Regions from separate parts of the Homo sapiens genome. Here region 2 is linked to region 1. Evidence: chromatin contacts called from ENCODE Hi-C data. All regions are on one chromosome and are shown on one strand. The core of a region is the stretch at or near the end of the contact, and the rest is flanking DNA. Distances in the headings are between cores, read along the strand shown.

What was found. A loop is a pair of places that touch in the nucleus more often than their neighbours do. Pooled maps may share reads with other maps.
Region 2: a loop to region 1 is called in a pooled map, with 15 times the contacts of the local background. The contact joins the promoter of JAG1 here to the promoter of RRBP1 in region 1. A Hi-C loop is called at or near these places in 2 of 37 single-sample maps with no recorded cell type and 7 of 50 pooled maps.

Annotation. Positions count from the first base shown.
Region 1 is chr20:17,679,987-17,685,419 of GRCh38, reverse strand. It overlaps RRBP1 (ribosome binding protein 1), which reads left to right and starts at 3,178. Exons shown (of 25, transcript NM_001365613.2): 1 at 3,178-3,392; 2 at 5,345-5,421. RefSeq lists enhancers at 2,508-2,567, 3,821-4,493, 4,685-5,433 and silencers at 2,848-3,267, 3,498-3,827, 3,858-3,907, 3,938-4,247.
Region 2 is chr20:10,671,466-10,676,898 of GRCh38, reverse strand. It overlaps JAG1 (jagged canonical Notch ligand 1), which reads left to right and starts at 2,900. Exons shown (of 26, transcript NM_000214.3): 1 at 2,900-3,449; 2 at 3,893-4,198. The coding sequence starts at 3,369. RefSeq lists a silencer at 2,278-2,677.

The DNA.
Region 1 (5,433 bases), core at 1,929-4,428:
CTTCCCAGCCTCTCCCTCGCCCTTCAGGCTTTGCCAACAACTGAGTTGTTCAACAGATAAACTGAGATGATGTGATCTCAGATCATCCTCTCCCTCCACCTCCCCCTCTCCTCCTTCTCTTTCTCTGTCTTCTTCTTCTTCCCCTTCCCCTTCCCCTTCCCCTTCTCCTTCTCCTTCTCCTTCTTCTTCTTCTTCTTCTTTCTTCCAACCTGGAACTCTTGGGCTCAAGCAGTCCTGGGGCTAGCTGGAGCTGCATGGGCACACCACCACACCTGGCTAACATCATGCCTTACTTTGCCCATGCTATTCCTCGCCAGTGTGCCCTTTTTGGCCTGGCTACCTCCCACTTCTTCACACCTCTGCTGTCAGCCTCTGCTCCCCTCAGGGTGGGGTAACTCCCCCGGCTGGGGGCTCCCAGACTGCTGACTTTGTGTTGAAATGACCTGTTCCCATCTGAGAGCCCCAGCCTGGAGGCTGGACTGTGGGATGGGCTTTCTCGTGCTGCTGGAGGGCTGCATGATTTAGCAGAAGACTTGAGCCTGGGGGGATGCCTCTCACTCCCACCACAGGCAACCCTTGTCCATCTAGTCCTAGGGATGGATCTGGTTTTTCCCAGATACGCCTTGGGAGAGCTGACGAGGCTGCAGGGGGTTAAAGATGGGTGTCCACAGGCACAGCAGTGGCTGTCAAAGTCGGGCCACCCTGAGGGTGTGCAGATCTGCCCTGACAGAGCCTGGTGCAGCGGGACTGATTTCTTTGCCCAAAGGGCATGAGGATGATGAGGCTGGAAGTCTTCACAGCACATTGGGGCTGGCTGTTGGCAGATGAGGGGCAAGGACAGAGGAAATGCAAAGGCTCAGACAGGGCTGCTCTTCCATCCCGAAACAAATGTTGTGTTGAGGCCAAATCAAATGTTAAGTTATGTAAGGGAACAAACAGGGAGCCCCTTTTCTGTAAACACTCCTCACTCCTAAGGACTTTGTAATGTTATCGCTCATGGGACAATATTTACAGAACACGTATATTCACAAGCCTCTATTCTGTGCAGGTGCTGTGTCGGACTATGGTTCACAGTGTGGGAGACACTGCTGTGGCCCCCGACATGCCTCCAGGCACTCACCATTCTGCCAAGGGCTTCTTGCTGCAAGGCTTTCTCCAGCTTGATGGGGGCGGGGGTTAAAGTCCCCCCAGAAGAAGCTGTTAACCAATGAGGACTGGGAGTGGCTGGATAAATAACCAGGTCCTCACCCCTCAGCTGGGACGTCTCTGGGGTGTGTTCTACAGTTTCACAGCATCCCCAGAGACGCCGAGCCCTGTGTGCCCACACCAGTCACAGGCTTGATGTTGGTCCCCTTATTGGCTCCTGCTCATCCCACTTCTCCACCAATGTTTCTTATGATTATCCCCCAAATGAATGATTGAACAAACCCTACTGCCAGGATCTGCTTCCGGAAAAAGATAAACAGTGAACAGGATAAAGGAGGTCCCTGTCCCTGGACAGGCCCTTGAGGGCAGCTGGGTCTTCACTGGACCTATGTGTCATTCTAGGCTGCTTGCCCAGCTTAGCACTGTATACCGGGCACTCCACAAACACCGGTGAATGAATGAATGAATGAATGAACGAATGAATTTCCTCCCTGAAACCCAGAGGAAGGAGTGATTGTCCTAAAGGAGTATACCCATGTTCAGAAAGGTTAGATGGCCCAGCCCTGGTCAAGTAGGACTCATTGGTAGCAATTGCCAGCCAGAAGCTGGGATTCTTGACTTTCATTTGAAGCCGGGTCTCACTGCTGGAAAATGACTGAGTGTTCCAGAGTTAATCCAGGTTAATTCCTGCTGATTAATCATTAATGGGCTAAGGAACCGCCAAGATTAAAAATAGGAATGAACAGTTTAATTTCAACCCAATCGCTCTTTATTCCCCATGAAGGCTTGTATTTTTCACATCTTTCTAACAACAGCTAGTACAGTACTAGTGACAAATGGGGACAGGGAAGATTGAAAATTGTCCAAGAAATAGATGTTAGGCACGGGATTCTGCAGCAACAGGAGCTAGGGAAGTGATGGGGGGCAGTCTAGGCAGCCTTTGGTCGCTCAGAATCCAAAATTCCAAAGAAGCTGGCTTTGGCTCAAGTTCAAAGGGTTGGCTTTAAGAGACGCTGACATAATGGTTAAAAATCAAGCCTAAAATTATTTTAATTTAAAGACTTGACTAATTATGAAGACTGAGTGTTGGCTGATATTGGGGAGAAAGTCAGGGAATGAGGAAGTACCAGTTGCTCCGTTTTGTGGGACACGGATGAGTTTTCTTAGGTTAGAACCTCTCACCTTCCCCAACGCATGGAATAAAACGCCACAGAGTGGATTGTAATTATTGCTCTGCCGGCTGTGATTTGGTTGAGTATCTTAAATAGACCGTGCCTCAGTTGTACCCTCCCTAACAACGAGGGCGATGACATCCGCTTCAATTCCTCGTGCACCTTCTGGCTCTTCCACCCCAATTCCTCCATTTACTGAAGGAAATTCCTTCTGGTGCTGATTGCAATCTCTTTGATGATAAGAACTTGCTCTCCCTGGGCTGACCCCCAGCAGAGCTTGTCCTCATACCCGGCGGCCCGAGGGGGCGCTGCTTCGGGGGAAGTTAGTTGGGTTTAAATAAAGCAGCTTCCTTGGCTGTTCGCGGTTGCGCAACCCTGTTCAGCCACCGCCATGTCAGCCCAGCGGTATCCAGAGGCGCAGGCCCGGGGTCGCCGGGACCCGAACCTTCTGCTTCCCGCCTAGGCAGAGCCGGATCCTAGTCAGAGACTGCTGGGAGCGCCGCGGGCCCAGAGTGGGCGGAGCTGGCCGGAGACCCCCCCCTCGGTGGGCGGGGCGTTCCTGCTCCGCCCCGCCCCGCGCACGGCCGAGCGCCGCGCCGCTCGGCCCCGCCTCTCCCCAGCCCTGCCCCCTTCACCTCCCCGCAGCTCCTCCCCTCTCCCATTGGCCGAGGTGGAGACCCTCCTCTCTGCCCAATGGCCGCCGCCGCGGCTCGGCCACCCGCGTCCTGACTGGCCAGCGACCGGCAGAGTGGCGGGGTGCGGACCAATGGGAAGAGGCGGCTCGATGAATGGCTGGCCCGGGTGGGGAAGGCAGGAGGCGGCGATCCCGGCGGAGGGGGCCGTTCGCCAGCTCTGAGGCAGAAAGTGCCACGACTCCACACGCGCGCACGCAGCCAGCGAGCGGCCGGAGCGGACGGCAGACGGGGCGGGCGGCGTCAGGGTCGCAGCGTCTACAGCTGCTCGGGGGCGGTTTCTTGGCGGAGGCTTGGCCGGCTCCTCTCTCCCGGCTCCGCGGCGGCTGCGAAGGCGGCGGCTCCTGCCCTCTCGCTTTCCCTCTCGCGTCTCTGGCTGCAGGTAAGAAACTTGGCCGGGCCCTGCAGCGGCCGCGCGCGGGCCGGGCCGTCGGGGGGCCGGGGCCGGCCGCGCTGCGCCGCGAGTGACACGTCTCCTCGGCGGCCCCTCCCCCGGCCCGCCCGCCGCCCGCCGCCTGCCGCCGCGGCCGTGCACCATCGGGGTCGGGGTCGGACTCGGGGCGGGGGTGCCGGGCAAGCGCCGTACCGGGGCGTAGGCAGGGCGCGCCCCGTGGTGTGGACCCCGCGGCCCTCGCCGTCCGGGGAGCTGCGGCGGCAGACGGGCGCGACGTGGCGACCGCTCCCTGCCTCCCTCCCTCCCGGCAGGGCCGTCGGGCCGGCCAGCGCGCTCCGAAGTTGGGCGAAGAAAGTTGGCGGCGGGGCGGGGCGGGGCGGCGCACAGCTGGCGGAGGAAGGGGTTAAGTTTCGGGAAGCCGCCGGATGACGTTGCCGGGCTGGAGTCCGGGCCGGAGGGGTGGGGTGCGGGCGGAAGGCGGCGGAGGCCGGCCGAGGGGAGGAGGGCGGGATTGAATGGGGGCCCACGGGCCGAGCGCGCCGGTCCCGGGCCGCGGCCCGCTGGCGCTTCGCGGGGCTGGGACGGCCCCCGACGGGGCGGGCCGGGGCCGCAGGGCTCGCGGCGCAGGGACCGGGTCTGTCCATGGCACGGACGCCGGGCGGCCGCGGTGGCAACTTCCCGGAGTGCGGGAGGCGGCTCCCTGCTCCCCCTGGCGGCGGGGCCGGGGCCACCGTTTCCCCGGCTGGGCTGCGCGGAGCCTGGCTCGAGGGCTCCCGGCGGGGGGACGAGGGCGCCCGGGGCCCGGCCCGCCCCGCCCGCGGCCACGATGAATGGGCCGGCGGTGCCAGCCCCGGGCGGAAGCGGACACCTCCGGGCCGGCCAAGCGCGCTGGCACCCGGCCTGGTGCCCGCCCCGGCCCGGCCGGCTCTCCCGCTGCGCCCTGATTAGGGGAGGCAGGCCGGGGTCTGCGCTTCCAGTGGGGCGCCCGCAGTGCTTCAGGGACCCCTCTCCGAATGATAAGTCGCGAGTTTTAGCTCTAGAGTGCCCCGGCTGGCGAGGGTGACCCCGACCAAGTTGTTTCGTTCGGGGTCTCCATTTCCTGGTCTGCAAATCGGGGCTCCTGTTAGCTTCGATTTGCGAGGAAAGCTGTGGAGACCCAGCACTTGTAGGAAGGAGCCACAAGTGTTGGCTGTTCAGTTGGGATGCTTTTGTTGGGGGGTGCTGGACACGGGAGGAAGGTGGGGCCTGGCTCCGGCACTGCGGCGGGCGCGGGGCTGCAGAAGTTGCACAGCCGGGGTTCTACACCCCGGACCACGTACTGGCCGCCTACTCGCAGGTCCCATAGCCCCTCTGAATCCTAGTTTCTTATCTGTGGCCTGAAGACAGCACCACCCACTCACAGGGTCGGGAACCACGCCGGGAAGTGCTGGGACCTTGTACAAACAGAAGGCAATTTGGCAATTACTCTGAGAGGTCAGAGGTTAGGAGAGACTGGGAAGCACCAAGGAAATGAAACTCTGAGGGACCTGAGGAGCCTCCCACGTCACTGCTCAGCTATTCACTCTGCGTGCTGGAACCTTCAGGGTAGGGGCCATCTGGATGGCATTTTCAGGAATTTGGAGAAATGGGCCTGGTAGGGCCTCATATCTCACATTAGATACCTCTTCAGAACTGGGTGTCCCCAGAGACCCAGGACGTCTGTCTGGCACTCCCAGGAAGAACAACTGCGAATGTTACCCCGCCCTGTGCAGCTGGGGGGCATTCTCCCACTGCCCCGCCTCCCTCCTCACACTCCTTGTTTGATTTAACTTCCTGTTAATCCGACACCTAGAGAAATCTGTGACCCTGCAGCATGTCACTTACTGTGTGATGTCTTGACTCGTTTACGAACTTGCCAAAGGTCACTCCCACTATCATATGCCAACCTCTTTCCCTTCCAGAAAGAAGCTTCCGGTTCTGAGGTCCTGGAGGTGCCATTTCCCTCTCTGTTGAAGCAAAGGCCGGGGCAGACCTCCTAGTAGGTGAAGTT
Region 2 (5,433 bases), core at 1,651-4,150, 7.0 Mb after region 1:
CTCTCAGGTGTAGGTATGACAGCTAAAGATGGCATTTTCCACAGGAAGGTTGTTCTGGAATATTCATTTACACTTGGAGGCTATACCCCAAAGCAGGACAAGCCCTGCCAAGGGGGAATCTCTGTATTTCAGTTCTCTCGGCAGCAGTTCCTCATTCTCTAAGGAGGGGGCCTGACAACCGGCTTCAAGGAAGCAGAGGATAGAGCTTCCACTCAGTGTCTGTTGTGGTAAACGTGACTGGCTTTTTGGGGGAGTCCCAATTATTTGGAAGAGCCCCAACTGAAAATTTTCAAAAGAATTCCCTCTAGCCCACAACTGCCTTCTCTAAAAGTGGGTTCCCAGGCTCAGGAAGGGTGTGGGACTCTGTGCTATGTGACATAAAAATTTTGTGTTTATCAGTGATTTGACATTCTTGTTAGGTGTAATCAGGTAGTTTTCACCTCTCAGAGTTTATATTTTCTTTCCTATCAGTCAAATGGGCTAAATTCACTGGTGGACTGGAGGTGACACCAGCTTGCATGTGGCCCAGATTGCAACTGGTGGCACCTGCAATCTCAGGTAGCCCTTCTAGGTGAAGCCAGGTGGAGATCTAAACACTTTAACTAAAGGTCTGGCTCCGCAGCCTCTTTCCTGAGAGCTGTGGGGGGCACAAGGCACAGAATTAAAACAGGGTCCGACATAGGGAACTCCAAGGAGTGTGCTCTTTAAGATCACACCAGCCTTTTTCAGCACCATTTTGCCTTTTTTTTTTTTTTTTTTTTTTTTGAGATGGAGTCTCGCTCTGTCGCCAGGCTGGAGTGCAGTGGCATGATCTCAGCTCACTGCAACCTCCGCCTCCCAGGTTGAAGCTATTCTCCTCTCTCAGCCTCCCGAGTAGCTGGGACTACAGGTATGTGCCACCACGCCCAGCTAATTTTTGTATTTGTAGTAGAGACCGGGTTTCACCATGTTGACCAGGATGGTCTCAATCTCTTGACCTCGTGATCCACCCGCCTCGGCCTCCCAGAGTGCTGGGATTGCAGGCGTGACCCACAGCTCGCGGCCCATTTTACTTTTAAACCGTTATTTAGCACCCAAACTCAGGGATACTTGGGAGTAGAAATTAGAACGGGACAGATAAGTGGGGAGACTGGTGTTGATGGAAACCTCAGTGAGAAAAGTGTAGATGGGATTACAGTTGACAACTGGTTGCCTTGATTTAGGATAATTGGGGAAAGGGAGGCTGGGGCACATTGAAACACCCAGGTTGTCGCTGCCTACCCCAGCTGCTAACATGACCAGCTGTAAACTTGCTCTGTTCTTAGAAACCTCCCTTCCAAAACATGGATTCTCCCGCCAGTGCTCAAGATGGGACACATTACCACTAAGTAAGCACTTTTCTTAGGAGCATTTCTTAGGCTGTTAAAATGCCAAGACTCCTAACCATCCTTGGTAGCTTTGAACCTATGTAAAGAGGTCAGTTAGCTGCCCTAGTTTATTCCTCAGAATGATGAGATTTGGCACTGAAAATATTGTTCATACTGAGCCTCCCATCAAATGCAATAAGTAGATAACCACAAATACCCACCCTTTTATGCTCATAACTCAGCATGTTGGAAACTATTTTCCCTTGACCTATTGCCAGCCCATCACGCCCCACACCCAGGAGAACTCAAGCCCCAAACCGGCCGCTGAATAGTCACGCTTTTCTGCAGGACATACCTACTATTAGGGCCAAAACTTTGTCCACCCTTCAAAGGAAGTCGATGTTTCCATATAAAGGTCCCCTCAAATGCAACAGCAAGCCCGTGGGAGAGGGGTTAGCAGAGGCTACGGCCAGCCCACGGGCTTTCTTCGACCTTGATTATGACCAGGAGTGTAGCTGTTAATTGCGAGGCTTGCCTCAAGGTGGAAAACAGTATCGGTTTCCACTGCCACCCCAGAGAAGGCAAGTTCCGCGGCTGGCGGTGCTGGGGACACGGTCCCTCCCAGGCCCATCTCTTGCCACCCAGAGAGCTGCTCGGAGGCCGCCTACAGGTGCAATCCCGGCACTGCGGCCGGGGCGTCGGGCCGGGGAGGGCGTCCAAGCCCACCAGCATCTCCGCCGGCCCTTCCCAAAGCCTGAACAGGGCCCCGGCGTGCCCGCCGCCTTCTACCCCCGGTTTCCCCGCGCCTCTGCCCCGGCGCGGTTTGGATAGGAAGCTGGGAGCCCTCCCAGGCTCCGCAGACTCGGATTTGGGAGGGGGTGGGACGCGGCCGAGGCTTCCCCTCGAATCTGCGGCAAGCCTGGCTCCAGGAAAGTTTTTCAAAGTTCCCAGCAGCGTCTGCCCAGGTCGCCTCCGCGGGGCGAGCAGACGGCGGCAAGCGCGCCAGCCTCGCCGCCGCCTCTGCCGCCAGCAGAGCGCTCTGGGCGGCTCGCTCGCGGGAAGCGGGCCGAACTCCCGGCGGGCAGGCAGGCCCTCCTCCCGGGGCGAAAGCCGCAGCTGACGCAGGCGGTTCGGAAGGCGGAAGCTGCCCCGCTCCGACCGCTCAGTCAGCGCCGCGGCGCCTACACCTGGGGCCCCGACGCGCGGGCAAAGGCGCACGGCCCGGGGCGCCCGAGGGGGCGGTCCCCGCTGGGGGCCTCCAGGCGTCCCTGAGCAACGATCCCTTCCAAGTACCTCCCCGCACTCTCCCTTCCCTCCTGGCCCGAAGCTCCCGAGGGCGGGGGTTGGTGTGGGGCCCTGGTTCTTCTACGCCGCCCTGAGCATCCCGCTGCCCCCAACCCCTTCCAAGTTCCTCCTCGCACTACCCCCTCCCCAGCAACGTGAAGGGGAGGGGCGTGCCCAGGGTGAGCACGCCCTCTCATGAATATTAATAAGCGCGCATGCGCCCTGCCCGGCGTGCTGGGTAGAGGTGGCCAGCCCCGGCCGCTGCTGCCAGACGGGCTCTCCGGGTCCTTCTCCGAGAGCCGGGCGGGCACGCGTCATTGTGTTACCTGCGGCCGGCCCGCGAGCTAGGCTGGTTTTTTTTTTTCTCCCCTCCCTCCCCCCTTTTTCCATGCAGCTGATCTAAAAGGGAATAAAAGGCTGCGCATAATCATAATAATAAAAGAAGGGGAGCGCGAGAGAAGGAAAGAAAGCCGGGAGGTGGAAGAGGAGGGGGAGCGTCTCAAAGAAGCGATCAGAATAATAAAAGGAGGCCGGGCTCTTTGCCTTCTGGAACGGGCCGCTCTTGAAAGGGCTTTTGAAAAGTGGTGTTGTTTTCCAGTCGTGCATGCTCCAATCGGCGGAGTATATTAGAGCCGGGACGCGGCGGCCGCAGGGGCAGCGGCGACGGCAGCACCGGCGGCAGCACCAGCGCGAACAGCAGCGGCGGCGTCCCGAGTGCCCGCGGCGCGCGGCGCAGCGATGCGTTCCCCACGGACGCGCGGCCGGTCCGGGCGCCCCCTAAGCCTCCTGCTCGCCCTGCTCTGTGCCCTGCGAGCCAAGGTAGGAGCCCTTCTCCGGGCCTCCCTCCCAGCCGTCCTCTCCCTCCCCTCGCGGCGCCCTGGGCGGTTGAGCCCCGCGAGCAGGCTCGGCAGCCCTCGAGCGCCCGACTCCTCGCCCCTGCGCCCGAGCGGCTGCACCTGGGCTGAGCGCGCCAACTCCCCCACGGGAGCCCCTGCCTCCTGAGGGTGACCCCTCCAGGCCGGACAGGGGCGCGTTCGCTCCGCTGTTGCCCCCCGGGAAGTCGTCGGATTTCTTCCGCACTCGTGCATTTTTTTTTTTTTTTGCCCCGGAATCATGTTGAGTCCTTGAACGTAGTTTCGCAAAATTATTTTCACTCGGCGAGGAGGGCTCGTCGGGGCGGGGAGTGGGAGGGAGTCGCCACCTCTATACTCGAAGAAAACAGCTTTCTCCCGCGCTGACCTACCTCCTTCCCTCGCCGGCAGGTGTGTGGGGCCTCGGGTCAGTTCGAGTTGGAGATCCTGTCCATGCAGAACGTGAACGGGGAGCTGCAGAACGGGAACTGCTGCGGCGGCGCCCGGAACCCGGGAGACCGCAAGTGCACCCGCGACGAGTGTGACACATACTTCAAAGTGTGCCTCAAGGAGTATCAGTCCCGCGTCACGGCCGGGGGGCCCTGCAGCTTCGGCTCAGGGTCCACGCCTGTCATCGGGGGCAACACCTTCAACCTCAAGGCCAGCCGCGGCAACGACCGCAACCGCATCGTGCTGCCTTTCAGTTTCGCCTGGCCGGTGAGTGACTACTCGGGAAGGAGGCCGGGCGGAGCCTCACACCCGCGCCTGGCCGAGCCCTGTTATCCCTTGCGAGAGGGATTTAAAGGGCTTTGGCTTGAAACTAGGCGCTAACTGGGGAAATCTCTAGGGGTGGCGGGTGAGGGAGCCGGGACACTATAGTTAGATCTCGGCTGGGGTAGTCGAGGTGGGTCCCATTCCTGCTGCTATTTGCTTAGTGCACAAAAGTGGGGATCCCAGAGGGTTTATGGGACCAGGCTCCTAGGAAGGCCGGTGTAAACTTGCAACTTGAAGTTCCCAGAGTAACTCTCCCGGCCCCAAGCCAAGAGATCGTTGTAGCTGATCTCTTTGCTTAACTAATTAAACCTGGTGCGCCGTGGAAGGCGACTCGGCGCAGTTCTGGCCTGCGAACGCCGTCCAAATTGGCAACCTCCCCTTTCCCGTGAACGGCCGGGAGGGCGGGTGTGTCCTTCCTGGAGGGTGTGGGGGAGTCCGTTTCCCGCTGCTCCCCGGGAGATTTTAGTGTGTGCGGGGGCGCTCTCCAGGTTCGGCTTAAGGGCCGGGGGCGGCCGCCGCAGGAGGAGGTTCTTGGGGCCCTCACAGGAGCTGTAGACCTGGGAACCCCCGCCCGCTGCTGGCCCCTTCCTGCCCCCGCCCCCGAGTGGTGTAGCTCTTGTGGCCTCACTTCCAGCGGTTCCCGGGCTCTGGAACAGCTGTGTTTGCAGACTTCCCCGGGAAGGGCGGGTGCACGGCCCCCGCAAGCCTTCGGGGGCCGTGCCAAGGCTTGGAAGGGGTGGTCTTCTGGAGGTAGTGCCTGAGGGTGTAAGTGATAGGCCCTCATCCCCCCGCCCCATTCCGCCCCCAAAGGAGCTCGAGGCCCGGGCCCAGCTGGCAGATCCTGCAGCGAGGCCCTTGCAACATCCCAAAATGGGTGGAAGGAAGATGGGTGCGATTGCAGAAGGGGAGGAAAGGGAAATGTTGGGGGTGTGCCCTCTGCCTGGCTCCTGCTGTCCAGGAGGCATGACTCATTGCCAAGACTGGGGCTTGGCCTAGCCTGTGCTGGGAGGGTGGGTGGTGAGAGGGGGAGCTCGGTGCCCCAGAGCATTGCTTTCCACCACGTGCTCTAATGGGGTGCACTCTGCTGCCTCCTGTCCGCCGGCTTAGGTTGTGATTCTGGGAGGAGACAGAGGGGAGACTATCTGGCTGTGTCTGTGTATGAAGCTTGGGGTGGCTCT